Regions from separate parts of the Mus musculus genome. Here all the other regions are linked to region 1. Evidence: chromatin loops called from intact Hi-C (ENCODE). Cell type or tissue: left cerebral cortex. All regions are shown on one strand. Region 1 holds the start of Bicdl1 (BICD family like cargo adaptor 1). Region 2 overlaps Cit (citron). Region 3 holds the start of Gm42008 (a long non-coding RNA gene). Region 4 overlaps Bicdl1 (BICD family like cargo adaptor 1). Region 5 overlaps Gcn1 (GCN1 activator of EIF2AK4).

What was found. Peaks named below come from ENCODE experiments on the same cell type or tissue, not always from the same donor. Only the 100,000 strongest peaks of a DNase experiment are listed, where the experiment ranks them.
Region 2: a loop joins it to region 1, with 2.5 times the contacts of the local background. A loop is called at or near these places in 2 of 42 quality-filtered maps.
Region 3: it touches region 1 in a loop (5-fold over the local background); 4 of 42 quality-filtered maps call a loop at or near these places.
Region 4: a loop joins it to region 1, with 7 times the contacts of the local background. A loop is called at or near these places in 19 of 42 quality-filtered maps.
Region 5: it touches region 1 in a loop (2.2-fold over the local background); 2 of 42 quality-filtered maps call a loop at or near these places.

What each region holds. Positions count from the first base shown.
Region 1 is chr5:115,730,257-115,735,256 of GRCm38, reverse strand. Bicdl1 (BICD family like cargo adaptor 1) reads left to right here and starts at 3,636. Exons shown (of 9, transcript NM_001080808.2): 1 at 3,636-4,135. The coding sequence starts at 3,698. In left cerebral cortex, a CTCF peak has its summit at 2,263; DNase peaks (open chromatin) are centred at 3,248, 3,808, 4,120, 4,609 and 2 more places; H3K4me3 peaks cover 3,303 bases; H3K27ac peaks cover 2,742 bases.
Region 2 is chr5:115,917,372-115,922,371 of GRCm38, reverse strand. All of the region lies in intron 9 of Cit (citron), which reads right to left. Gm36185 (a long non-coding RNA gene) reads left to right here. Exons shown (of 3, transcript XR_387613.2): 2 at 1,841-2,012; 3 at 2,828-3,741. Among named protein-coding and RNA genes, the nearest start is that of Gm36185, 3.6 kb to the left of the region's middle. In left cerebral cortex, no CTCF peak of the experiment used is centred here; DNase peaks (open chromatin) are centred at 2,762, 3,383 and 3,552; H3K27ac peaks cover 585 bases.
Region 3 is chr5:115,904,901-115,909,900 of GRCm38, reverse strand. It overlaps Cit (citron), which reads right to left. Exons shown (of 47, transcript NM_007708.3): 9 at 1,080-1,263. It overlaps Gm42008 (a long non-coding RNA gene), which reads left to right and starts at 1,293. Exons shown (of 3, transcript XR_003955981.1): 1 at 1,293-1,500; 2 at 1,886-3,535. In left cerebral cortex, CTCF peaks have their summits at 1,392 and 2,450; DNase peaks (open chromatin) are centred at 566, 1,393, 2,109 and 2,423; H3K4me3 peaks cover 3,235 bases; H3K27ac peaks cover 3,311 bases.
Region 4 is chr5:115,651,280-115,656,279 of GRCm38, reverse strand. Bicdl1 (BICD family like cargo adaptor 1) reads left to right here. Exons shown (of 9, transcript NM_001080808.2): 7 at 249-379; 8 at 4,341-4,461. Among named protein-coding and RNA genes, the nearest start is that of Mir7030, 8.2 kb to the right of the region's middle. In left cerebral cortex, a CTCF peak has its summit at 3,077 (motif pointing left); a DNase peak (open chromatin) is centred at 3,149; H3K4me3 peaks cover 910 bases; H3K27ac peaks cover 1,523 bases.
Region 5 is chr5:115,568,416-115,573,415 of GRCm38, reverse strand. It overlaps Gcn1 (GCN1 activator of EIF2AK4), which reads right to left. Exons shown (of 58, transcript NM_172719.2): 2 at 1,905-2,007. Among named protein-coding and RNA genes, the nearest start is that of Gcn1, 5.7 kb to the right of the region's middle. In left cerebral cortex, no CTCF peak of the experiment used is centred here; DNase peaks (open chromatin) are centred at 506 and 2,138; H3K27ac peaks cover 469 bases.

The DNA.
Region 1 (5,000 bases):
ATCATCTCAATATTAGTAGGCACTCTGAGACGTCTCAGATTCCACACTGCAACCAAGAAACTACCACTTGTTAAGTATTGGCTCCTTATCAAAGAAAACAAAAGAAGAAAAAAGGTTATTTAAAAAACCAGGCACTGGTGGCACACACCTTTAATCCCAGGACTCAGAAGTCAGAGGCAGGCAGATTTCTGAGTTTGAGACCAGTCTGGTCTACAAAGTGAGTTCCAGGACAGCCAGGGCTACAAAGAGAAACCCTGTCTCGAAAAACCAAAAAAAAAAAAAAAGTTATTAAAATACTCTTTCCCCCAGGATATATCTTAATGAGAAAATATTTTAATTCATACATTTTTTTTTTTATCAACACCAGTTGGAGAGATGGCTCAGCGGTTAAGAACTCCCCCAGACAACCAGAGTTCAGTTCTTAGCACTCACACTGGGTGGCTTTCAATTGCCTGTGACTTCAGCTTTCAGGGACTCCCGTGCCCTCTTCTGGCTTCCTTGGGCAACTGCATACATGTACACACATCTACCCATACAGACACTTTTTTTTTTTTTTTTTTTTTTTGAGAGAGAGAGTATTTCTCTGTGTAGGGCTGGCTATCCTGGAACTCACTGTGTAAACCAGACTGGCCTCAATCTCAGAAATCCACTTGCCTCTGACTTCTAAGTGCTAGGACTATACAGTGTGGCACCATTAATTTTTTTTTAATTTGGAGATATATCATGGTTATTCATAAAGTACATTTTAACACATGCTTATTAGGAGTATTTTAAATATGAGATATTTAGAAATTTTTCTACCTTTAATGTCTGATATGGCAAATATCAATACCTAAACCCATGCTAAACAATGTTTTTTAATGTCTTCAATAATTTTCAGAGTGTTAAGTGATTCTGAGACCAACTTAAGGAGCACTATTCTGAATAGTTCATATTTAACACGATTTTTTTGGACATTCATTGAAACATACTACTCATGGCCAATGAAATGAATACTATCTGGGTGCACACTTAATCTTAACACTCTAGACGTGGAGACAGAAGGATCCGGAGTGCAAATTCACCTTCAGGTTCAGAGTAAGTTTAACACCTAGCAGGGATACATCGTGAATAGATAACCCTTAAAAAGTTCATAGCAACAACTAAGCCTAATAGATAGAGACCAATGAGTTCAAGGCCAGCAAGCCACTCTTTTCTAGGCGTCTGTCTGTGTTAAAGAAAAGCATATAGCACAAGCTCTCTTTAATTAGGGAATCCTGTTCTCCATTTCCGTCTCTCTATAGATTAGGGAGAGATTTGTCCTTCCGTGCTTCAATCATGACAAAGGGGAGTTTCATCTGCAGTCCACCAAGACCCACCAATTCTGACCAAGGTATGTGTGGCAGGGCATAATAAAATGTGCTGGTATAGTCCCTTGCTTCAATGGTACTGCGCCTGAGTGCCTATTTTAGCTCTAAGATCTGACGTGATAACACTTCACCTGTCTTTCCCCCCAAGCCAGCCCCGAGGCTGGAGAACTTTTGGATTCTTGCCTTGGGTCCTGGAGTGGATTGTCATACAAGGTAATTGTTTAGGCTCTGAATTTAATAAAAAAAAACAAACAAAAACTCAAAGAGAAACGTCTCAACTTCTGGGTGTCCTAAAATTTCCATTTCACCAGGATAAAAAGAGGTAAAGTATGACCTCACTTTAAAAAAAAGAGGTTGTGGCTAAACAGGAAAAGCAAACAATAAAGACCAGTTCTGGCTCCCGAAATACCACCTCGATCAAAGAAAGAAGAGACCCGCAGTCACCCTGTAGCGTCATTCTTTCCTCATCGCAGGAAAGTGTACTGAGTCGACCCATCGTCTTTGTAAATCACTGCTTATCTTCCCCCAGATGGGGGTCACATGTTAAGAAAGAATAATAATTTAATGGGAATCCCAGAGTCAGCCTGGCAGAACCCAAGTCTAGAGTCTGAGTTTCTTCCCATGTATAAACAGCAAGAAGGACAACACCTTATAAAACCCTTGTGAGATTAAGATAACGCATATAAAACTAACAAAGAAAAAGCTGGACATGGCTCAGGTAGTTATTACTGGGGAATGTCTGTGCTTTGTATCCCCCATCTAGAAGCAGGATTTTTGTTTTCTCCCGTTATTTCTCCACAAACCCTTTTCTCTCATATCCCTGAGTCATCAGTATGAAGATGCTGGGTTCTCCAAGTCATTCCTCCGCCTCCTTTTCTCGAGGGCTCCCTCTCCCGACTGCTTAGCTCTTGCAGGGGTTCAGATAGAAATCCCGCACTGCAAATGGCTCTCCGCCTGGCTCCCTGACTCACATAATTGTCCGCAGCCCCCTCGGACCACAGACCAGCTAGGATACCCCACCACAAGACCCAATCCAAATGGGGCTCCCGCCAGCTCCCCAAACCGAAGAGAGGCTGCGGGCTGGGGCCGCGGAGGCGAGGAAGAGGACGCGTGCCGCTGCAGAGCGCCATCAGGGGTGAGAGCGTGGGAGTCTGGAGGAGGAGGAGGCCACACCCAGAGGTGCGAGCGCGGGGGGCGTGGCCCCGGCGAAAACGAGGCAGGGGGCGTGGCCGAGCGCCAAGCTGAGGAGGAGTCGGAGAAGTGGTGGACGTAGAGCCGCACCCTTAGGTGAGCGCGCAGGGGGCGTGGCCACACCTAGAGCTGGGAACGAGGCTGAGGGCGTGGCTCCAGGCCGGGGGCGTGGCCGTCCCCACCCCCCCCCCCCACACACACACACGGGAGGGAGAGGCTCCGGCCTTTCAGGACGCGCTGAGCTTCCCCACGGGCGGCGCGCGCATCCGTCCCCGCGTCGCGTGAGGCCACGTCCGGGTTAGGCGGGCGCCACCTGGGCGCGGCCGAGGCGAGCGGAGCGTCGGCGAATCCCGCGCGGGCGCGGCGGCGAACAGGTGCCCGCGCGCGTCAGGCGCCGGCCCCCGGGGCGGGGAAGAGGGGCGCGGCCGGAAGCGCGGGGCGGGCGGGCGGAGGAGCGAGCCCGGCGGGCGAGCCGGGCGGGTTCCTCGGCCGGGTGAGCTGCGGGGCCGGGCAGGCAAGAAGGAAGGACTGCTCCGGGGCTGTGCGGCCAACGATGTCGAGCCGCCGCCTCGGCCCCTGCAGCAGCAGCAGCCGCCGTCGCCGCCGCTGCTGCCGCCGAGCCGGGGGACATGGAGCGCGGCTGCAAGGAGCGGCCGACGGCAGCAGCAGCAACGAGCGACGCAGCGACAGCGGAGCGCAGCCCTCCCCGTGAGGCGCCGGCCGGCCGGCGGCGGCGGCGACGGCGGCAGCAGAAGCAGCAGCGGCAGCAACAGGGCGGCTGAACCCCGGCCGCGGCGGCGATCCTTAGCGCGGCTTCTCCTCCCGCTCCGCACCCCGCCACCCCTCTTCAATCTCCCCTTCTGCCGCTCTTGCCCACCCCCGTCGTCCGCGTCCCGGGCGCGCGCCAGCAGCTGAGCCCCCCGGGGGCGGGGGCGCGTGTCGCCGGCGCGGGGGAGGGGCCGCCCGCCTGCCCGCCCGCGCGCGCCGCGCCCAGGGCTCGCGGGGACCCGGGGGGCGCGTGCCGCGGCGCAAGGCGAGGCGAAGCGCGGGGCGGCGCGGCGGGGCCCCTCCCCCGCCATCCCCATCCCCACCCCCCGCCTTGCAGCCTGGCGCGCGCCGGCCGGGCCGCACCGCTGCGGGCTCGGCGCGCGCGGGCCATGTCCGCCTTCTGCCTGGGCTTGGCCGGCCGAGCTTCAGCACCCGCCGAGCCGGACAGCGCCTGCTGCATGGAGCTGCCCGCTGGGGCCGGGGACGCAGTCCGGAGTCCCGCCACTGCTGCCGCCCTCGTCTCCTTCCCCGGAGGTCCCGGGGAACTGGAACTGGCCTTAGAGGAGGAGCTGGCGTTGCTGGCGGCCGGGGAGCGGTCGTCCGAGCCCGGCGAGCATCCTCAGGCGGAGCCGGAGTCTCCGGTTGAGGGGCACGGGCCGCCGCTGCCGCCGCCGCCTACCCAGGATCCCGAGCTGCTGTCGGTGATCCGCCAGAAGGAGAAGGATCTGGTGTTGGCGGCCCGACTAGGCAAGGCGCTGCTCGAGAGGAACCAGGACATGAGCCGGCAGTACGAGCAGATGCACAAGGAGCTGACGGACAAGCTAGAGGTGAGGACCTTCCGGCGGCATGGGTGGGGAGCTGGGGTGCCTGCCTGTCCTCCCCGTTTCCGTGCCTAGTCTACCTCGAAGAAGATCATCGAGAACGGGGAGGCAGGAGGGATAGTTTTCACCAGCATCAGCGCGTTCGTTGAGCCCACCTGCCTTTCCCACCCAGCTCGGATGTGAGTCCGTGCACGTCTCTCACCGTTGTGGGCCGTTCTATATATGTATTGTACACAGAGTCTAAAATAGAGCTTACAGTATGACTAATTTATACAGCACCAAGGCGATATCTGCACACAGAAATGAGAACATCGAGAAGCATTTAAAATATGCTTCAGGTGTTCGGAGAAGCAGTTAATCTCTAATCAGGGTGTTAGCCCAGAGCTTTCCAGTCCGGGCATTAAGGCCTCTGGATGCCCTTGTCTTAACTTTCTGGCAGAGAGTTGTGGGGAACAAGTGCCTCGAAAGGAGCTTTATATAGCTTTCAAATGCTTAGGGATTAGGGGATGTGGTTCCATTGCAGAAATCAGAGAAGGCAGGGCTCATCATGTGATTAGTTTGGGCTTCAGTAGCTATGTGTGTCTCAGTAGTACTTTCCTGTGTCCTGGGTCTTAGCATGTATGTTACTTTTAACCACTACTAAAAACATTTCCCCTCACCCACCCCTGTGGGAGGGTCGTTTCCTGGCAAAATGGTTCAGTGGGTAAGGTCACTTGCCCCAATTGGTTCCTCAGAACCCATGTGGGATGTCACTAGCAACGTGTCCTCCGGCCTACACACACACCCCAGTTAATAAATAATCCTAAGTACGTTTTCAAATGAGTAATATTTCTGTTAATTCCATGCAACAACATCGTCTACAACTGTGTTT
Region 2 (5,000 bases), 190 kb before region 1:
AGCTCTTCAGACTAAATATGCTAAAGAAACCTATCTTTTGTAAAAGAATAAATAAAAACCACATCTAAAAAAAGCTCTAGTGGGAAACACTGGGACTGAACTCAACCTGCAGCGACAAACTGCACAGACAACGGGAGGGGGCAGAGGGCAGAGGGCAGAGGTCGGTCACCGCAGCTCTGGGCAGCTTCCTGTCCCTCAGTGCAGATGAGCCAGCAGTCACCCGGAGATGGAACTGTTGTGACCAAAGCTGGGGATGGGGCTCTCCCAGACAGACTCAGTCTGCGCCGGGGAACGAGGGCCTGGCCCAACAGGTACCGCCTCCATTAAACTCCATAAGGATCCCAATGGATGGAACCATTAGAATGATTGGGATGGGAAACCAGGGTGCTCATTAGAAGAACGAGCTCGTGGTTTCTGGCGTGGCCCGCCTCAGTGTTTGCTCCCAGGTGGCACTTTGGCCACGTCCTGTGAGGCCAGCAATCTGTAGTGGGAACGCACTTATTTTGGTCTGAATTTCAGGACGAGCACAGGTGCCAGGCAGTAACTGAGAAGAGCATTCTCTATCATTTTAATAAGCTTACTGCTTTACTTATGCAGTGTATGTGTGTGTGTGTGTGTATGTACCGTGATGCACATGTGTGAAACAGAACAATTTTAGGGAATTAGGTTTTTTCCTTCCAATGGTGCCAGCACTCAGACACTTTACAGGTGAGGCATGTCACCCGCCCTTTGGGGTTGTACTATGTAGCCTAGGCCGACTGCGAGCACATGATCCCTCTATTTCAGCCTCCAGAGGTTGGGATTATAGGCATGCACCATGATGTCCACGAGAGTTAATCTAACCATACCATCTCCGTGGATTTCTTAAAGCCAGATATAGCTCAGAACACTTACATGATACACAATATTTACCTTCAGTACAACTAAGGCAATCAACTCATAGTGCCAATGACAAGCTCCAATAGAATTTTTTTTAATTTTTAAAAAAATTATGTTCGTGAGTGTTGTGTTTTGCCTGAGACTGTATGTGCACCCAGTACATGAAGAAGTCTGAAGAGGCCAGAAGAGAGCATCAGATCTCCTGGAACTGGAACTAGAGGCGGTTGCAAGCCCCTTGTTGGAAACCAAATCTGGGCCCTCTCCAAGAGCAGCAAGGGCTCTTAATCACCGAGCCACCGCTCCAGTCCCCAAATATGCACTCCTGAATAGTGTCCCCTGTGCCCCAACAAACATTCCAGAACATTTCCTCAACTCACTCTCTCTAGGTTTATCAGTAACCAGCTTCCAAAGTGACTGACAGTAGCTTTCCCTGGAATTGACTGTAATGTAAGCCTCAGCTCGGGAGGTCTCATCCCAGTGCAGCTGACAGCAACCAAACCACCTCATACAGGTTTGGTTTTCAGACATCAAGTGTCTAGTCTGATGCACACATGGCGTTATTTAAAGTTTATATTGTTGAAGAGAAGTTTTAAGAATGAAACAAAACCACTTTTCTGTGGAGTACTTCATCAGAATTCTGAGGCCTCGGTGCACACCTGTGGCCCAGAACTCCCGGAAAGTGATGAAATTTGACATACGTGCAGGAAAACACACAACATAAAACACATGAATAAACCTTACTTTACCAAAAAAATGGAATTCTCTCCTACAGCTCAGTGGCTCTTCCCCAGGATACATTTGGTGATATTTAGAACACACTTTATAATCTTAGTATTTAGGTGGGGTAGAAGCAGAGTGGGGGTGGGGGTAGGGGTGTGGAGGACGGGGTGAAGGGTGGAGGTGCTACTAGCATTCAGTATGAAGGAGCCAGAGGCACTTCTCAACAATCTATATCATATAGGAGGAACCTGCAGGACTTATCCAGCCCCAAATGTCACCAACAGCAGGCTGAGACACTCCAGTGTGGAGGCTGTAAGCCTCCATTTCTCATCTCAGGAACCACCCTGGAGGGAAAAGGAACACCAGCCCTTCCAGCAGGGGGAAGCCACTCAGCAAGCAAGCTCTATGTGCAGGTACTTTACTGACTACCTCACCAGATCTGCTCAACCCTGTGGGATGGGCACTCGTGCATGTGTGCTTGTGAGTAAGAGCGGATCTTAAAGCCTTTACCATGTTTGAGTGACGGACAGTTAAAAGTGGAGGCATCTATAATCGACGGTTGTAAGTTCAGATCTCAGCTCGACTGCTTGGCGGGACAGTACTGACAAGCAGTCCAGAAAGGCAGAGTTGTGGAGGAAAGAGAGGGGTGGGTCTCTCGGGAGAAAGTGACCTCTATCCACGAGTGGCTGTGTTTGTTGCTAAGTCGGAGTTCAAGACAGTCTAGGAACCCAAAAGCACCCACAAGCTAAGTTGGTCCAAAGCCACCCCCAGACACAGTTCAACCCATATACACAAGAGAAACTCTCCCTCCACCGCTTCATGGGGAGGGGTGGGGGGAGGGAGACAATTCAAACTGAGTAACAGGATAGATGTCAGAAGCCTAGGCCAGTTCGTGCTCTGGACTGGATGGGATCCACTACAAAAAAGATGCTAATAAAAGAACACGCGTTGTGCCCACGCGTTGCTTGCCTCCCCCCCCCCCCGGTGCATCTTGGATGCACAGTCAGTTGCCCCCGTGGAGGGGGAGGGCCACTCCCCGCTCCCCACCCCACCCCCCACCCCAGCAGCGGGTGCAGCAGCCACCCACCCACACACAGCAGTGCCGTCTCTTCTAGGGCCAAGCCAAGCTTGGGCTTTCCTTTTTTTCCCCCTGCTTCTATTTTCTAGAAAATTTTACTCTGAAATCAACATCTCTTCCTAATATATACAATCTGCTTTATAATTACAGAGGGCCCAAAGCGCGCAGAGAGAGGACAGCGCAAGACGGAGGGAGACAGTGGGCTTGCCCGCCCGCCCGTCCCTCTGCAGCCTAGAGAAGATGTTTGCTTAACATTGCATTGGACCCAAAAAACTGTTTCGCACGTCTCACATTTAAGAGAGATGATAAAATGCAGCTTTCCCAATGATCTGCCTATAAATAATCCATAGAACTAAGAAAAAAAATCATGAAAGCTATTAACGGAATCGCTTAGTATCATAAGAGAATCCAGTGTGTACCTCCACCCCACAGAGCAGGCTGTGGATGGAGTGGGCCTAGGATCCTGTGCAAGTATCAAACCATCCACGTGCTTCCTAGGGAAGCCCACCCCTGCCTGAGAGATCTGTTGCCCGATCACAGACCACAGGTGGCACGTGCTTCAGAGACAACCAAGTGTAGAGACTAGATGCTAAAACCAGAGTCATCGAATTAGCTCAGCCTAGGGCCTCACCTTAATTGTGGCCAACGGCACTAAAAATACATGCAACCGCAAGCTGTAACGTGGTACAAGAGAATTTAAAAACCAACAGCACTGTTTCCAAAAATACGCTGGCTTTTAAGACTGTACATTCTGAAATTTATGAACTAACTTTATAAGCCCAATTTAAAATATCCAGTGGTGCCCGCCGCAGCCTCCTGGAAACGTGAAAGGTGCCACTCTCCCAGGGAGCTTCAGACCCTGGCTTTGGAGTGCAGCACATTTGTATGCCTAGATAAGCAACCACACATGCTCCGCAGCCGCCACCACCACCGCCACCACCCATGGGCTCCAGATGAAGAGAAACGTTTGCTCTAGAATGATTAATACGTGGCACAAAAACCATTTATCAAAACCCTCACTATTCATAAAAATATAGCCAGGCATGCGATTTTTTTTAATACCATTCTCGGCTCTCAGTGAGCGCCTCGCTTTGCGGGTCTTGTCGGCATCTCCCCACCTCGTCGCTGAAGGAATATCACCACCTAATTAATCCACCCTGACTTCACCCTCATCCCTCTGCCAACCATCCCCCCACAATGGTCCTTTAGAAAATGACATCTGTCTGTGCTCCATCCTACCAAGCCTCCCTACTCTGGGCTACCCCACGCAAGGCCAAGCTCTCCCACCTCACCCAAGACCACACTGCCTGAGGATATGCAAGCCCCAGCTCCCTAGTGCTCTGATATACTTACTGTCTGTTGGCTGGGCACTCACAGGAGTGGTCCTGGCTTCACTTCCTGCCCCCACCCACCTACCCAGGAACAACCTTCCTGGGGTCACCATCAAGAGCCGACTCTGGCATTTTGATAGATCATGTAGGCAGGAACTGTTGCCTCCTCTCTTCAATGTTTTATCCTTAGTACCTAGAAAGTACATGGCACATAGTAGGACAGCAAGAGTTTGCTGAGTGAATGAGCCAATGAATGAGTGTTCACCTATACCACCAGGACAGGAGCCTCGCAATGAGACTCACTGCAGGTCCAGCTAACATAGGGCTTGGCACCTCACGGGAGGTCGGTGAAGACTTCTAGATCAGCTCACAGGTGGTCAGGAGTGTCACCTCAGGTGACTCAACATTCTCCCACCAAGTCCCAGTGCTCAGCTCAGGGAGATCTTCCTGGTCAGTCTAAATTGGCCAACCCACTTTGGTCCCCATTTTGGTCAGATTTCTACAGAGCCCTGGCCACTATTTGAATCTGTCTCTTGTGTATATAGCGGCTTCCTGAGGACAGGGACAGCATCAGTCCTGTTCACATTTATACCCTTGAAGCCTACAGCCATGGATCTGTTAAGTCAGTGGATGGATGGATGGATGGATGGATTAGTAGATGGATGAATGAATGGATGGATGGGTGGGTGGATGGGTGGATGGATGGATGGATAGATGGATGGATGAATGGATGGATGGATGAGTGGATGGATGGATGAGTGGATGGATGGATGAGTGGATGGATGGATGAGTGGATGGATGGATGAGTGGATGGATGGATGGATGGATGAATTGATAAGTGAATGGATGGATGGATGGATGGATGGATGGATGGATGGATGGATGGATGGGTGAGTGGATGGGTGAGTGGATGGATGGATGGATGGATGGATGGATTAATTGATAAGTGGATGGATGGATGGATGGATGGATGGATGGATGGATGGATGGAT
Region 3 (5,000 bases), 170 kb before region 1:
GGGGAGACACCATCCAGGAGCCAATACCATATCCCTTCGAATCAATATCTAAGCTATAAACACACCAAACAGGCAATCAATCTACCCATGAGAATTAAAAAAAAAAATGTGTTCTAAGTGGGCAGCATCTCCCCCAAGAGCCTCGGTGTGAGGGAGCTAAGGAACCTGGAGAACAACATAGCTGGTCTGAGACCTTCCTAGGGGAAATTGCTCCCCTGAAGACAGAATGGCATCCAACTCCTACATCCCAAGGCAGCTGTTTTTAACACAGATTCTAGGAGTCTGGAAATCAGGACCCTTCAAGCAAGCCCCGTCTGCCCCGTCTTCTGAACGCTTCCTATCAGACGAGAGAGGACGATTCCCAGGTCAGGAGGGTTACAGCACATCTCTATTGCTCGTTCTAGCTGCCGAGTTTGTTTAGGGTTTTAGTTGCCGGCTGCATCACACTTGCTCCTGGGGGCTCACAGGAAGGAACGGGGCTTCTTCTGGCCACCAGTGCTCTCTCCCTACTTGGAATGGCTCAGCTGCCAGATCCCTGATCTTGCAGCATACTTGGACAGGAGCCCAGCGTCATCTCTCTGCTAGAGCTCTGGTTCAGCCACTTGCAGCTCGGTTAAACCCATTGGGAAACCCTTTAGGCTGATGAGATCCCGTGTTTCGGATCCTTTCCGATACAGCCAGGGTTCCGGCCATCCTCTCTCTTGAGATGGATGGACAGACAGCTCAGTTTAACTCATCCAAGGTTCCCCTTTTAACCGGGTATCTGCACTGCTAGAAATCTCCCACTCTTCTCCTCCCTCTAAATAAGACTAAAGATGGAAAAAACTAACCCAAAGTGCCCAGCTGACTGTTCAGATGCCATGGACAGGAGGAACAGGCACCTGACACGCCATGCAGAACCGAGCATCAACAGTCTAGCCCCACGAGCCCCAAACAGGCAGCCCAGAGGCTTCCCTCCGACGCACTCCCCCAACCCTCCCACCAGCACAGCACAGCACACCACAGCACCAGCATCAGCACCTTTGGCTCTGTGTACCGGCCATCCATGCAGGTCCCCCCAGAGAGTCACCGTCACTTACTCAGATCTACCAAGATACCCCAGTGCCTTGCTGTACGAAAATCCCACAAACGGCAGCTCTTCGCCTGAGAAGCCCGAGGGGCTCAGCTGGCACACAGAGGATGAAACCCACGAATTCTTCTCTGGTTCATCAAAATTGGAGGTGTCATCGTCAGACTTGAGGGTGGGGACGAAGGGGGGAGGAGCTGGTTAAAAGAAAAACAAGGGGGGGGGGGAGAAAAAATTCAGAATTCCACACTGTTGCAGAGGGGGAAAAAGCGCCTTACTCCTTAGGCGTTTGGAGACAGCACTGCAGCGACTGCTTTCAACCCAGCTCCTAGCGCAGGCAGACCCAGCCTCGGCTCCTACAGCAACAAGAGATTAACCCCTTCGCTGCCAACATGGCCACCAACCCGCAGACAGCTTGCCTCTCTGGGCAGTGGGTGAGGTGAAAGATAAACTCAGACAGGTCACTTGGACCCCCCCGCTGAAGTGCTTGGGCAACTCACCCAGGGAAGGCAGCTCCTGGCTCATTATTTCCAGCAGCCTTCCATCCCTGGACGCTGGAGTGCCAGGGTGCCGGGTGACCTAAGCCCATTGAGCCCCTCTTCCAGACAGGTCTAAAATGATTAATAGTTGGTGATATGCATGGCTGTCAGATGGAAGACGTGCATGTCTCATGACTTAGCCAGAATGAGGGGAGAGAACAGGACGGTGGGCTTAGAAAGCTGTACAACCGTGGTTGGGTCACCGCTGCAGTCTGGTTCATTCATAGCCAGCTGAGTCTACTCAGAGATCCTATTAACCACTTTTTTTTTTCCTTTTTAGTTCATTATCTCCCCCCCCAAAACCCCCACTCCCCTCAACACACCCCTGCCCATCGAATCCACCGCAGTTCAACCAGCATAATCAAAAGACAGCCAGATAAAGTTGCAGTGATTTACAGCACCCAGCACCGGTGAGGGGTACATAGAGACCCACAGACGCACATCTGTGGTGAGGCTCCTACCTCTTATGGCATGACTCCCAGCTGGGGAGGGGGGGTGGAATCACATCGTCTCTGCCGCCTGCAGACCTACTAGGCTCTCTCACTCAGACGCGTGAGCGGCTGTCCATCAGTCACCAGGAGGCTGCCCATCGTGGGGGGCTCCCAGGGGCATTTCCAGTCAGAAGTGTTACCATGGTTGCAGGCTGGGACGTCCGCAGTGGACCAGGCAGGGGGAAGTTGGCAAGCCGGCATCACATCCCCCGCAGTGCAGGCTGCATGCTACCACCTCCCCACTCCTTAGTGCGTGCTCTGGCGGTAACCCCACCTGGCCACCCTGCGTGGCAGGGGCCAATGCCGATCTGAGTGACGGAGCCGCATGAGTCACTGCCCGCCAGGGCTCGCTAGAGCTCCCCCTAGGACAGTTGTCACAGCCCTTCACGGTCCAGACTTCTTTTTTAACCTCTTGTTTTCCAGACAGAGTTCTGTGCTGGGGGTGGGGTGGGGGGTGAGCAGCAAGCACGCCTTCAGCCCCACAGACTCAGAAGGAGCTGGCTGTTGCCGAAGCATCCCCGGGGACAACGGTCAAAGCAGTGCCAGGCAGAGAAGTAACCGGAGTGATGTGGAGGGGTGCGGAGGAAGAGGGAGGTGAACGCGGAGGGGCGGCGGGTGCTTCTGGGATATGCAAAAGAACAGTCTCCGAGGTGCACCGAGGTGAGGTGGGGAAGAGAAGATCAGGGAATGTGAAATGCGAGCTAACAGAGACTTATCTAACACCTCCGGGCTCTCCGGGGAGCAGCTCAGCCTTCCCTGCTGGAGTCAGAAGCTCCGGGGCTTAACGCTTTCAACATTAGCTTATGGGAAGGGAACTGGGACTGGATGCAGGGGTTCGCATCCCCTGTGCACACCCATAAGCGGGGGGTTGGGGGGGGTTGGGGTGCAAATCTAATGGTGGTGCAAACCCCATCTGACTGCCCGTGCTCACCCAATCCCTCCTTTGGAAGATTAAAATTGAAATCACAGAAATTACAATGTATGATGACCAAAAGGAAGTGCTTCCATCCCAAGATAAGGACATCGAGATAAACATACTGAAATACGTAGGTGACTCTGATACAGAAACATGGTGGCTTAATGGCTCCCAATTCCACCCACTCCAGTTCTATGACCCTGGGAAAGGCACTCAGCCTCTGTAGGCATCTGTGGGGAGGTCATGTCTGGCTTTGAAAGAGTGTCCCTAAGCAGTGAAGGCTGGCCTCAAACTTGTGATTCTCCTGCCTCTGCACCTGACTGTTAGGTGAATCTATGCAAAGTGCTCAGTGTGGCTTCTGGCACTCGGTGAACACCCATGAAGGTGACCTGTGGCCGTTATCATTGCTGGCGTACAGTGCATGATGTGGCAGACCTTAGCAGCCGCTCAAGTCCAGTGAGACAGCGCGGCATCTGCGCTGAGTAGAGTCGGTCTCTGCTATACAAGGCACAGGCACGCCAAGGTGAGTGTTTGTGTTAATTCTACCATGGCGTTATAATTCCTCGCAGAAGTTGAATCCCTTTCCACTATATACTAATTTATCTGTAGGAGACGAAAATAGAATTCCATTTCTGTGTTAGGAAGATGATTAATAGAGAGGTAGGAGCCACCCTCAGTGAAGTAATTATGATTTCTGAATTTCTGTACTATAAAATAAGGCTCATCTGTAAAGTTCTGCCATGCTCAAAGCATTACTGCGGTCAAGATTAGAAAAGAGGCTTGGGCTGCCAGTACAGGCCTATCACCTGATCACTCGGGCAGCTGAGGCAGGGGGATCAGAAGGCCAGGGCCTGCCTGGGCTACAGATGATAAACTCAAGGAACATAGCGAGACTCGGTCTCTGGGGGCTGTGGGGAGGTTGGAGAGTTGAGTCAGCCAACATAAGGGGCTGAGTACAATCCCCACAGGTTACAAATAAATAAAGCCAAGCAGGATGGCACAGCCTCATCACCAGCACTGAGCGGTGCGGTGGAGGCTGGAAGATCTCTGGCATTCCATGGCTGGCCAGCCTGGCCTACATGGGGAGTTCAAGGCCAGGGCGAGATCACGTCTCAGAGAGAGGAAGGGAAAAGCTAAAGTGGTGGCTCCGTGGTTACGGGCATTTTCTACTCTTCTAGGATGAGGGTTCAATTCCTGCCTTCCTTACAGCAGCTCATAACCATTTTTCTCTCCAGCTCCAAAGAGCTGATGACCTCTTCTGGCCTCCACAAGCATCTGGAACATATGCAGGCATAGCCATAGACACAGACAAAACCAGATACAGAAAACATTGTTTTCATTTTTTAAAGGTGAATGATACCTAAGAAACGACACCTGAGACTGTCCACTGGCCTCTACATGCAGAAACACACATCTGCATGCACACATACACACACATACATACACACACATATACATTTATACATACATACACACACATACAGATACATACACACACACATACACACACATACACACACATACACACACACACACACACGTGTGCGCAACAGGCTGAGAATATAGTTCAGTGGTAGAATGCTACCTAGCATGGGCAAGACCCTGAGTTCAATCCCCAGCACTGAGGGGTGGGAGTGGGGGGTATATAGAAAGGTGAGATAATTTTCAAGTTGAGAGAAGGGAGAACTGATAGCACAGATTAAAAGCTAGAGACGTCAACCTCTTGCCAGGTGGTCAGTTCAGAACAGGTCCTCAGCAAACGAAGGCTCACACAACCTGAGAAGCCGCAGCCTCAAAGCTGAAGAAGTGGCCCAGAAATGAGCCAATGCCCCAAGAAGGGTGAGGATGCCCACCCCCTCATCTAGGCCCTTTAGAAGGGAAGAGCTAGGGTGGCTACTTAGAAACTGCAGCTGGGGCAGCTGGCTCCATGGGATCCGGGAGCATGGGAAATGAACAGCGGCACACGCGAGTGTTGAGCGAGTGCGTGT
Region 4 (5,000 bases), 79 kb after region 1:
TGCTGTCCATTTCTCCAGCCCCTCAAGATTGAGGAAGAAGTCAGCAGACAACTTTTTGGAGTCACTTTTTTCCTCCATCTTTATTTGGGTTCAGGTTGCTGGGCTTGCATGGCAGGCACCTCTACCTGCTGATCCATCTTGCTGGACTCTGGGTGCCTTTTCCTTGGAGAAAGCACCCGGGCCGACGGCGGCAGCAGCAGCAGCAACAGCAGTGTTATCGCAGACATCCCTCTTTGATCTGTTGCTAGGTGACACTGCTGAGCGTGGAGATGACCGCACTGAAGGAGGAAAGGGACCGACTCAGAGTGACCTCTGAGGACAAGGAGCCAAAGGAGCAGCTTCAGAAGGCCATCAGGGACCGGGACGAGGCCATTGCCAAGTGAGTGACGTGAACCGTTTACTCTGTGTGTGTGTGTGTGTGTGTGTGTGTGTGTGTGTGTGTAGTATAGTGTATGTATGTGTGGTGAGTGTGGCCCCTGTTTCCGTTCCTGTAACACTGAGGATACAGGTTTTCCATGAGTGCTGGGATTAAGACTTCAGCCCTCACTGTTCACCAGATGCCTGCCCTTCCGTCTCTCCAGCCTCCACTGTTTCCTTTAATAACACTGTGCTACATGCTTGTCTTTAAACTGCTGGTGCCCTCCTGTGATCCCAGCACTCCGGAGGCAGAAGCACCAGGATCTCTGTGAGTTTGAGGCCAGCCTGGGCTACAGAGCAAGTCCAGGACAGCCAGGGCTACACAGGAAAAATCCTGTCTCAATAAACGAATGAGTAAAGGGAGGGAGGGAAGGAAAGGAAGGGAAGTTGTGTCATGAGCCTGCCATAATGTGATCTACACAAACAAGAAAGGACTTCAGCATGAGCCAGCCTGCACCACAGACAGAGTTCAAGGCCAGCCTAGGTTCCATAACAAGACCTTCTCCCCTCCCTCCACCCTGCCCCCCCCACAAAGGTTAGCTGCCTGCTACTCACTCACTTGTTCCCCTGGGGAAGAGCGTGCTGGGGAAGGCTGTCATGTGCCTTGTTGACACCTTTCCTATGGGTGTGTTTGTATATCTTTAATATATTTGTTGCATAGTTGGTTGGTTTTTCTTTCTGTTACTATGGGTGGCGTGTGCTATTCCCTGCTACTAGTGTGGCATAGGGTATCCCCATGTACAGTTTAGCTTCCCAAAGTTATTATTGTGTCAACCACTGCTTTGTTATTTTTGGTTAATTTTTCATTTACAGACATTCTCAAGTGTACACAAAAGCATCCTAGCAGGAACCCTCATCTGCGGGTCCGTCAGCTTTAGCGAGAGTGTTGTGTGGGTTAGTTGGTCAGATGGGTTTTTTGTTTGGTGGTGTGTTTATGCTGAGGGCAAGCCCGGAGCCTCGTGTGTGCCAGGCAGACGCTCTCCCAGTAAACCCTCCGAGAAAACACTATCCAGTCAGCCTTCTTAACCCTCCCCCAGCACGTACAAGTTATGTCATAAATGGAGGTTTAGTTGCTTAGAATCTGCTCTGGCGCCCGAGAGCTCACCTGACTGACGTGTTCTGAAAGTCTGTCATACTTGCCACCCCTTTAACTGAGCTGCCCCTGGGAAGCCGGGCTGTCTGTCTGTCTGCACTTCTCACTGGGATGATTTCATACCATTTCAGTGTCCACTCTTCTGTTTTCCCAATAAGCTAGGTCATCTTCTTAAACCGTGTTGTCGGGCCGTCATTGTTGTTAACAGAGAAGGGGTGTGTGAGCGCATTTCTTTCCATCGGACATGTTGGAAGCACACAGGGGTAGCTTCCCGGAGCCCCTATTCTGTGAGTTGGTTGCTTTGTTTAGCTACGCAGCCAAGGCTGGCTTCTAAGGCCAGCCTTCTCCCTGGTCTTAGACCCAGGTACTGAGATTACAGGTGTGCACGAGCACACCCAGCTGACCTAAAAATATTTCCTAGGGCCTCAGTTGCTGCCCCTTCACTGAGAAGGTAAATGGTGCCTCCACAATGGGAAGTAAAGGAAGGGAAGGAAGCTCTTAAACCCAACTCTGGAGGGCAAGGACTCACACTCCCTAGTGCGCAGGCGGGTCTGAAGAGAGCTGGTCTGAGTGATGCCCTGTGCCTTTAAGCTAGAGCCATGAGCAGTGTGGCGTGGCAGGTTCTCAGCTCTACCTTCCATTCCTTCCATTCTTTCCATCACCTGCGTCCTGGTTCACTTTTGGGTCTACTTTTTCTCTGGTCAGACCTCCCATTAGGTTGCCTGTTTCTTCTAGCTCAGTTTCGGGAATTGAGTGCAGTGTATCTCGGTAAGGCCTGTCTGTGTCACTTGCCCCTGTGTGCCATGTTCCGGGTGAACCTCCGTGCCTGCACATGTTAATCACCGGGGCTCCCACACAGTGGCGTCAGAGTGGCTGGGAGGAGCCGCTGCTTCACCTGTATACTGTAACGTGTGTCCAGGGAGACTGGCCTCAGCAGACTGCGCTGGGAAACCTTAAGGTAGTCTTTATCTGACACAATGGGAAAGCCGCTAGCAGTGTATCACCTTACGATTCAAAAGCACTCACTAAAAACACAAGTTAATCAGGCAGGTGAAAAAATTGTACCACTAAAACCATACCAATGTGGGTACCACCAATTGTTCTGGGACTAGCAATTGGCTTTACAACAAAACAAATCAAAATAGTGACTTCAGGAGTTCTTCTGGGCATTGGAAATATTCTTTTTTTTTTTTAAGATTTATTTTATTTTAGTTATATGAGTACACAGTAGCTATCTTCAGACACATCAGAAGAGGGCATCGGATGCCATTACAGATGGTTGTGAGCCATCATGTGGTTACTGGGAATTGAACTCAGGACCTCTGGAAGAACAGCCAGTGCTCTTAACCGCTGAGCCAACTCTCCAACCCCGGAAACACTCTCCAAAACTCTTTTTAAAGACTAGGATTCATGTATGATAAGCGAGTTGTGTGGTATGCTTTTGGATCTGGGGTTCCAGTTAAAGACTCCCCTTTCCTCCTGCACTGCAGCACTGGCGTCTCCAGGCCCTGGCGTTAGTCAGCACTTTCCGGTAGCTCCGGGCTGCTCGCGGCGCCATCTGCGGGCGGACCCTGGTACTTCCTGAGGCTAGAGCCGCTGGGGGAACTGTCAGGCAAATCGCGTCCATGGCAACCGCTGCCAGGAGGATTTCCGCTGTTCTTTAACAGCCAATGCCTGTGGGCATGACAGAAGCAATCTGCAGTGTCTGCACGCTTGCCCATTGGACAGGCTTGGTCCTATCCCTGTGGCCTGCAGCCGCAGTGGGCGGGGCCGGGACCAGCCCAGAGTTGTCGGGAGCTGCTTCTAGGGCAGAGTGGCTGGTGAATGCAGCACACCGGGTGTGGAGTAGGTGACTAATTGCTGGGTAGAGGGCAAGGCGGGCGAGGAGGAAGTATGGTCTGAGTTCTGTACAAATAAGAATCACCTACTCGTTCCGGCTTTGCTCATTTAGTGTGTCCTGAGAGCAGAAGGGCAGCCACTGCAGGCCAGGCCTGCGGCCCTCCACGGGCCTGGCAGGATCTGCTTTCAGGCAGCGGGCGCCGCCTTTGCAGAGGCAGCTCCGCTACCGGCATCCTCCTCTCACACCCTCTCCACGGGGCCTGCTTTTTGCATTGAGCGGCTAAACTGTAATAACGTTGGGAAGGTGAGCAAAACAGTACCCAAGACACACAAATGGGAAATATTGAAGTAGGAGGGAGAGCTCGTATCAGTGCCATCTCCAGGGATGATAGCCCCAGCGTGTATGGTATGTGGCCACACACTGGCAATTTTATTCCCAAAACCTTGACCTTTTCCTCCCCAGTGCCATCACTGTCAGTAAGTACCATGTATCTGGGTTTTCACTGGTGCCCGTGTTGTATTGTCTTTTTTAAAAAATTTTAAACAGTTCCCCAGTTATTGCAAACTAATGTTGCTAAACTATGGCCACCATCCTTTGAACATCTTTATCTTTGGAACAGTTTCTTTAATGGCTGAGTAGCTTGTCCAAAGGACTACCTTTTATAGCAGGAGGAGAAGGTCCCCACCCTGTGCTGTGCACAGCCTTTAGTGAAGGGCCAGCAAGCAGCGCCTTTGTTGAGAGGCCTTTGATCCTCTCTAGGCTCTGTCCTCTTTTACCCTCTCGCTGTGACACCTGTTTAGCGATGACAGGTCATCTTTTGTACCTATGGCTTGGTTAGGAAGCAGGCAAGTTGCAGTCAGTCCTTGAAGAAGCATAGCTCCAGGGACCCTATGGTGTGGGATCGGCCCTTCCCTTCCCCGAGACTCCAGGTCTCCTAGTGAAGAGGCACAAGGTGCGCATGTCCGTGCTCATCGCAGCCCATGTTTGCAGGAAGAACGCTGTGGAGCTGGAACTCGCCAAGTGCAAGATGGATATGATGTCTCTGAACAGCCAGCTACTGGATGCCATTCAGCAAAAACTGAACCTCTCTCAGCAGCTGGAGGCTTGGCAGGTAAGCAAGCGCCCAGGGCCGGGGGAGGGGGGGGCACCCACTCAGAACCCGCATTAGGAGCCCCCGGGCCCCAAGGAGACAGAAAGCCCAGGCAGCCCCTGGGAGGGATGCACCTCCACCAGATGTGGAGTCGGCCCCACTCAGCTGCTCATTCGGTTTGTTTTAGAGTGATGTGGTTCAGCCCAGTGGTCCCCACAGGTGCTGCCCTGCCCTTCTCAAAGGTCTGTGGCTTCTTCATCCAAGGGCGCTATTCAGGCATGGGTCAGTGCAGCTATCTCTATGCAGCTATCTCTAAGTCCCCATTTTCAGGGTCTCCCAACTCCTTACTGCCCTAAGGTCGTGACTCAGGGATGAGGGTGAGATAGGCTGATTCAAATGGTTAATGTCTTTCTCCAAGAGACTGTAACCTACTAGATAGTAGTCACCTGTGACTTAGGTGAGCCCCGCAGTGACCGACAGAACAGCAGTGTCCATTACATCGTGGCCCCATGGGGCCGGCAGCAGCCAGCACCATGGCTCACCGGGGCTGTTCTCTTCTC
Region 5 (5,000 bases), 160 kb after region 1:
AGCCAGAGGGGCAGCCAGGCGGAACAAGAATGCCCTGGCATGCTGGTGAGTCAGCTGGGACAAGCAGGACCCGGCAGACCAGAGCAAGCAGTCAGCAGAGAAATTTGTCTGGGGAAACTCAGCCCCTGTATGAGGTGGATGAAGCCCAGGAGGAGCTTTCTCAGCACGTCCCATTTCAGGAGCCCAAACGATGGAGAGGAAACAAGCAGAACTCCGAGCCTGTGGGGCTATCAGCACTAAGGAAACAGCAGCCAAGCTGACAGACCAGGAACAATGACAGGAAACACCCAGCGCTCGTGTCCGCTGTCCCGAGCTGCAGATGCTCTCACACCCCCGCCTCACCAGCCCTTGAGAGGCATCACAGGAGCTCATGTTCAGCCTAGGCCCGGAGTGTTAGAGGACTGAAAGCTACAGATTCCAGGAAGGAGGCTGGGTGTTCACACCACAGCACCTCACAAGTACAACTTACTTGGAACTGTACATTCAGGGTGCCAGAAAAGCAAAACCACCCTCAAAGACTCAGAGTAGTTCATAAACTGAGACGCAGAATTCAAACTTACTCCATAAACGGGTGTGTGTGTGTGTGTGTGTGTGAGGGATGTAGTACTTGGCAGTTAGCCTGCAGGGAAATCTAACCAGCACGGCTCAGTACAAGCATATACTTGGCATCTCTGCACAGCAGCCTTAACAGACTGGGGCCTTGAGAGAGTCGCCTCCGAGTAGGCATAAAATTATACACTACAGCACTCACACACAGGACAGCTGAGAAACTCACGCAGCAACTGACACCACTTACAGCTTTAACAAACTTGCCTGTTACCCAGGCAACAACAGGTTTGAAGCAGCAGGTGGGAATGTGAGAGAAGATTGGAAGGAAAAGCCAGATGTGGTGGTTTACATCTGTAAGCTCAGCCCTGGGGAGGCTGAGGACAGAGGACAGACATGCACTACAAGGTAGCTGGGTCCATCCAGGGAGACCCTGTCTTGGGAGGGAGGGTTGGAGGGAGGGATGGAAGGTAGGCCGGCTGGTTTGTTTGAGTTTGGTGCAGTAGTGCACACCTATAATTCCAGGACTGAGTGCTAAATAAGGAGAGTGGGATTCAAGGCCATTCTAAGGAGTCCATTCTAAGGAGTCCTTTTCTCAAACAACCACCACTACTCTCCCCGCAAAAAGAAAAGTTAGTAAAATGCAAGCGCCTGTAGGGACTGTTCTCGGGGCGCATTAGAAAACACACATCTCTCAATCTCAGCTAGACTTAGGGTACTTAGCTGGACGCCACCTGCTACCATCTTCTCATGTCCGTGGACATACAAAGAAAATATCTGTGTGCCCAGTATACTGCTCAAGAATCAACATAATTAAAACTACAAATAAGGGGGCTGGAGAGATGGCTCAGCGGGTAAGAGCACCGACTGTTCTTCTAGAGATCCTGAGTTCAATTCCCAGCAACCACATGGTGGCTCGCAACCATCAGCAATGGGATCCAATGCCCTTTTCTGGTGTGTCTGAAGACAGCAACAGTACAGTATTCTTATACATTAAATAAATAATAAATAATTTAAAAAAAAAACCTACAAATAATGGCCGGGCGGTGGTGGGGCTCACCTTTGATCCTAGTGCTCGTGAGGCAGAGGCAGGCGGATCTCTTGAGTTTGAGGCCAGCCCGGAGTACAGAGCAAGTTCCAGGACAGCCAGGGCTAACTGGAGAAATCCTGTCTTGAAACAGAACAAAACAAACCTACCTGCACCGACCCAAATGTTTCAACTGTTTTGAAGAACATTAAAAAAAAAAAGGTGTAGTCAGAAGCAGACGAGCAGGGTCGTCTCATCAGCTCAGGGAGAAAGAGAGCGCGCACCCTGACTTCCCTCAGACACAGCAGTGCAGGAACAGGCAAATACACACCTTTGCCGGCGATGCATCGCCCCAGTTCACTGAGAATCTCTCTCCGCTCCTTCACACTGGCTGTTGTCACCTTCACAGCGAAGCGCTTCAGTGTCTCGGAAACCTGCGAAGACCAAACCCACACAAAGTTTCAACAGACATGACAAACGCTGAGTGTGTGTGTGTGTGTGTGTGTGTGCACAGGCAGAGCTGCGTTCTGACAGCTGGGGCTGGATAACATCTTGTCATGGGAAGCTGCCTCTGTGCATTATGGGGTTTTAAAAGCATTTCTCAGCTCCACCCACTAGTCACAGCCAGTTTCAGCCCACTCTCCTCCTGCCCTAGTTGTGACAATCAAGTCCCTAGATGGTGTAGAATCTCCAGACACAGGGAACAAACAGCACCCTCAGTGTAGATACACTGTCTTCATCCACTCAACATACTTTTCTTGAACTCGGGCAAGGCAAGGCAAAGTTCAGAAGCCTCTAGACAGAAAGCATCCTTTCATAAACACCCCAAAAGTTCACCCCTGGTTGATGACTATGGGTGAGGGAAAGCCTCTTTCCTAAGAGGTGAGCACTGGAAGACTGACGACCACCACCACCACCACCTCCGTCCCCCCCAGCAGGCGGCCCCACCCCCGCACTCACATCAGCAGCACTAACTGCACCAAATACCAAATCAGAGGACCCAAACACCAAAGGACCCACAGTCAATCCTCTGACTTCCACACACAGTGTGGCACAGGCCCACAAGAGCACATTCACGCACACGTACATACCCAAACAAAGTAAATACACCTATTTTTAAAGATGGCTTAGGAGTTAAGAGCACTTGCTGATCTGGCGGAAGACTGAGACTCAGTTCTCAGCACCCACACAGCAGCTCACAGCCATCTGGAACTTCAGTTCCAGGGGACCTGATGCCCTCTTCTGGCCTCTGCAGACACACAGTGCACTAACAAACAGACAGGCACTCACACATACACATGAAATAAGATTTCCGTTAACTAGCCAGACGTGGTGGCGCACACCTTTAATCCCAGCACTCAGGAGGCAGAGACAGGTGGATTTCTGAGTTCGAGGCCAGCCTGGTCTACAGAGTGAGTTCCAGGACAGCCAGGGCTACACAGAGAAACCTTGTCTCCAAACCCCCCCCCGCCCCCCAAAAAAGATTTCCGTTAAGTGATCATGAATGTGGAAAGGGTCTGTCCTGGGGCACTGGGTAGAGAGAGGGGGAGCGGGGGTGGATATAATCAAGATACACAACCTACAACAGTCCCAACACAACAAATACATTTAAAAAGGCAGTACAAGCCAGGCAAGATAACATGCACCTTTAATCCCAGAAGGGGGCAGAAGAATTTCAGTGAGTTCAAGGCCTGCCTGGTCTATATAAAGAGACCCTGTCTCAAATAAATAAATGCATGAATGAATAAATAAATGGCAGTACTTTTTTTTTTTTTACATGTAAACTATACCTCAAAAATCCCAGTTTGTGAAGTCTAGGGAAGGCCCACAGTACACCCAGCAGGCTCTCCCTTACCAGGGTCACACTCTGACCTCCCAGGGAGAAAGCCAGGACCTTGCCACTCTGGCAGAAGAGAAGCACACAGCTCTCACTAATGGGGAAAGACCAAGAGGCTGGATCCCAGCTCGGTCTCACTAGCTGTGGACGCCAAGTCAGACAACGGCAGCTCTCAGGTTCAGTTTCTCTAACGAAGGCAATTAATTAACAGCTCTTAACTCTTGGGACTAGTATGGCAACTAATTCTAATTCACTCAAAAAGCCTACTACCATTAATAAGCCTGTGGGGGCAGCACCAACAGGCCCATCTCCCACTTCCACAGTAAAAGCCTCTGCCTCAAAGCGGAGCCAGTGCCACAGCACCTGTGTTCTCAGAACTAACCCTGAACCCAAGCTCGTCTATAAAAGGGTGCCAAGGCGTCCACAGCCTCCTTCAACTGAGTTAGCACACACGCAGTATGTGAACAGTCTGAGACCCCGGGGAAACCTGCTCCTGAGCGGTAGTCTGCAAACTTCCTGTGGCAGGCTGCAGGTCCACAGGGCAATGGACGGCTCCGAGCGGGGAAGAGGACACTGGTTTTGAGGGCAGTTCATCCACAGGAAGTTTAAATCAGTAACTTGAGTCAAGGGCACAGACAATGAACAATGCCTTCTTTTTACGTGTACTTTGGAGAAGGGCAAACGTTGAGTGTGGAGATTAGGGAACAACTTGTGGGAGTTCCCCACAGTGGGTCCCGGGATCGGGCTCACCGGTTCCTGCTTTTTCTTTTATGCTTAAATTCCTACTCTAATTCTCTAGGGAATGGACACGGTGGTCTCCAAACTATTTCTTGCTTTTTGATTGTTTGTTTGTTTGTTTGTTTGTTTTTGGTTTGGTTTGGTTTTCTTATGGCCCTGGCTGTCCTGGAACTCACTATACAGATCAAGCTGGCCTTGAACTTGCCTGCATCCCCAGTGCTCAGAGAAAGGAATGTGCCCCCACGCCCGGCTGGCTTTGGTAATTTAAGTGTCCTTTGTTCTCACTTCCATACCGGCAAAGAGCCCAGGAGCTCCAGATCTGTCCCCCAAGCCTGAGCCTGGCCAGCACTTCAGTGTCACCTCCACTGTTCCCAAACATGGAGGTGCTTGCAGTGAGACTTTTGTTTTCCCGCCAGTGGCCTTCGGACTCTGACCCCACCACTCTCTCCATCCCATCAATAGCAGTCCTCAGGGTCACAATGAGCCAGCTGCGGTGATTGATGCTGGAACTGTACGGAAACAGTACCGACACGACCTCCATTTAATGACTGTGTTCCTCATTCCGCCTAGAATGCCTTTCCCTGGAGTTAATAATTGCCCTTCCCACGATCCTGTTTGCGGTGTTCTTCCTAATCTTATTAATTATTCAACTCAAATTCTTGGTTGTGTGTCTTTATTCCGGAAGATTCTGCCCTTCGTCCAGGAGCCTGTCTCCCTGAGTTCTCTGTTCTTCCATGTGTAAGGTAACCACCACAAGTGCCCCCAGGGTCCGTGAAAAGGCTCGAGCCTCATAGTCAAGTCTGCCATGACGCAGAACTCCATGCTGAAATCACTGTCCTTCAGAACACTGAG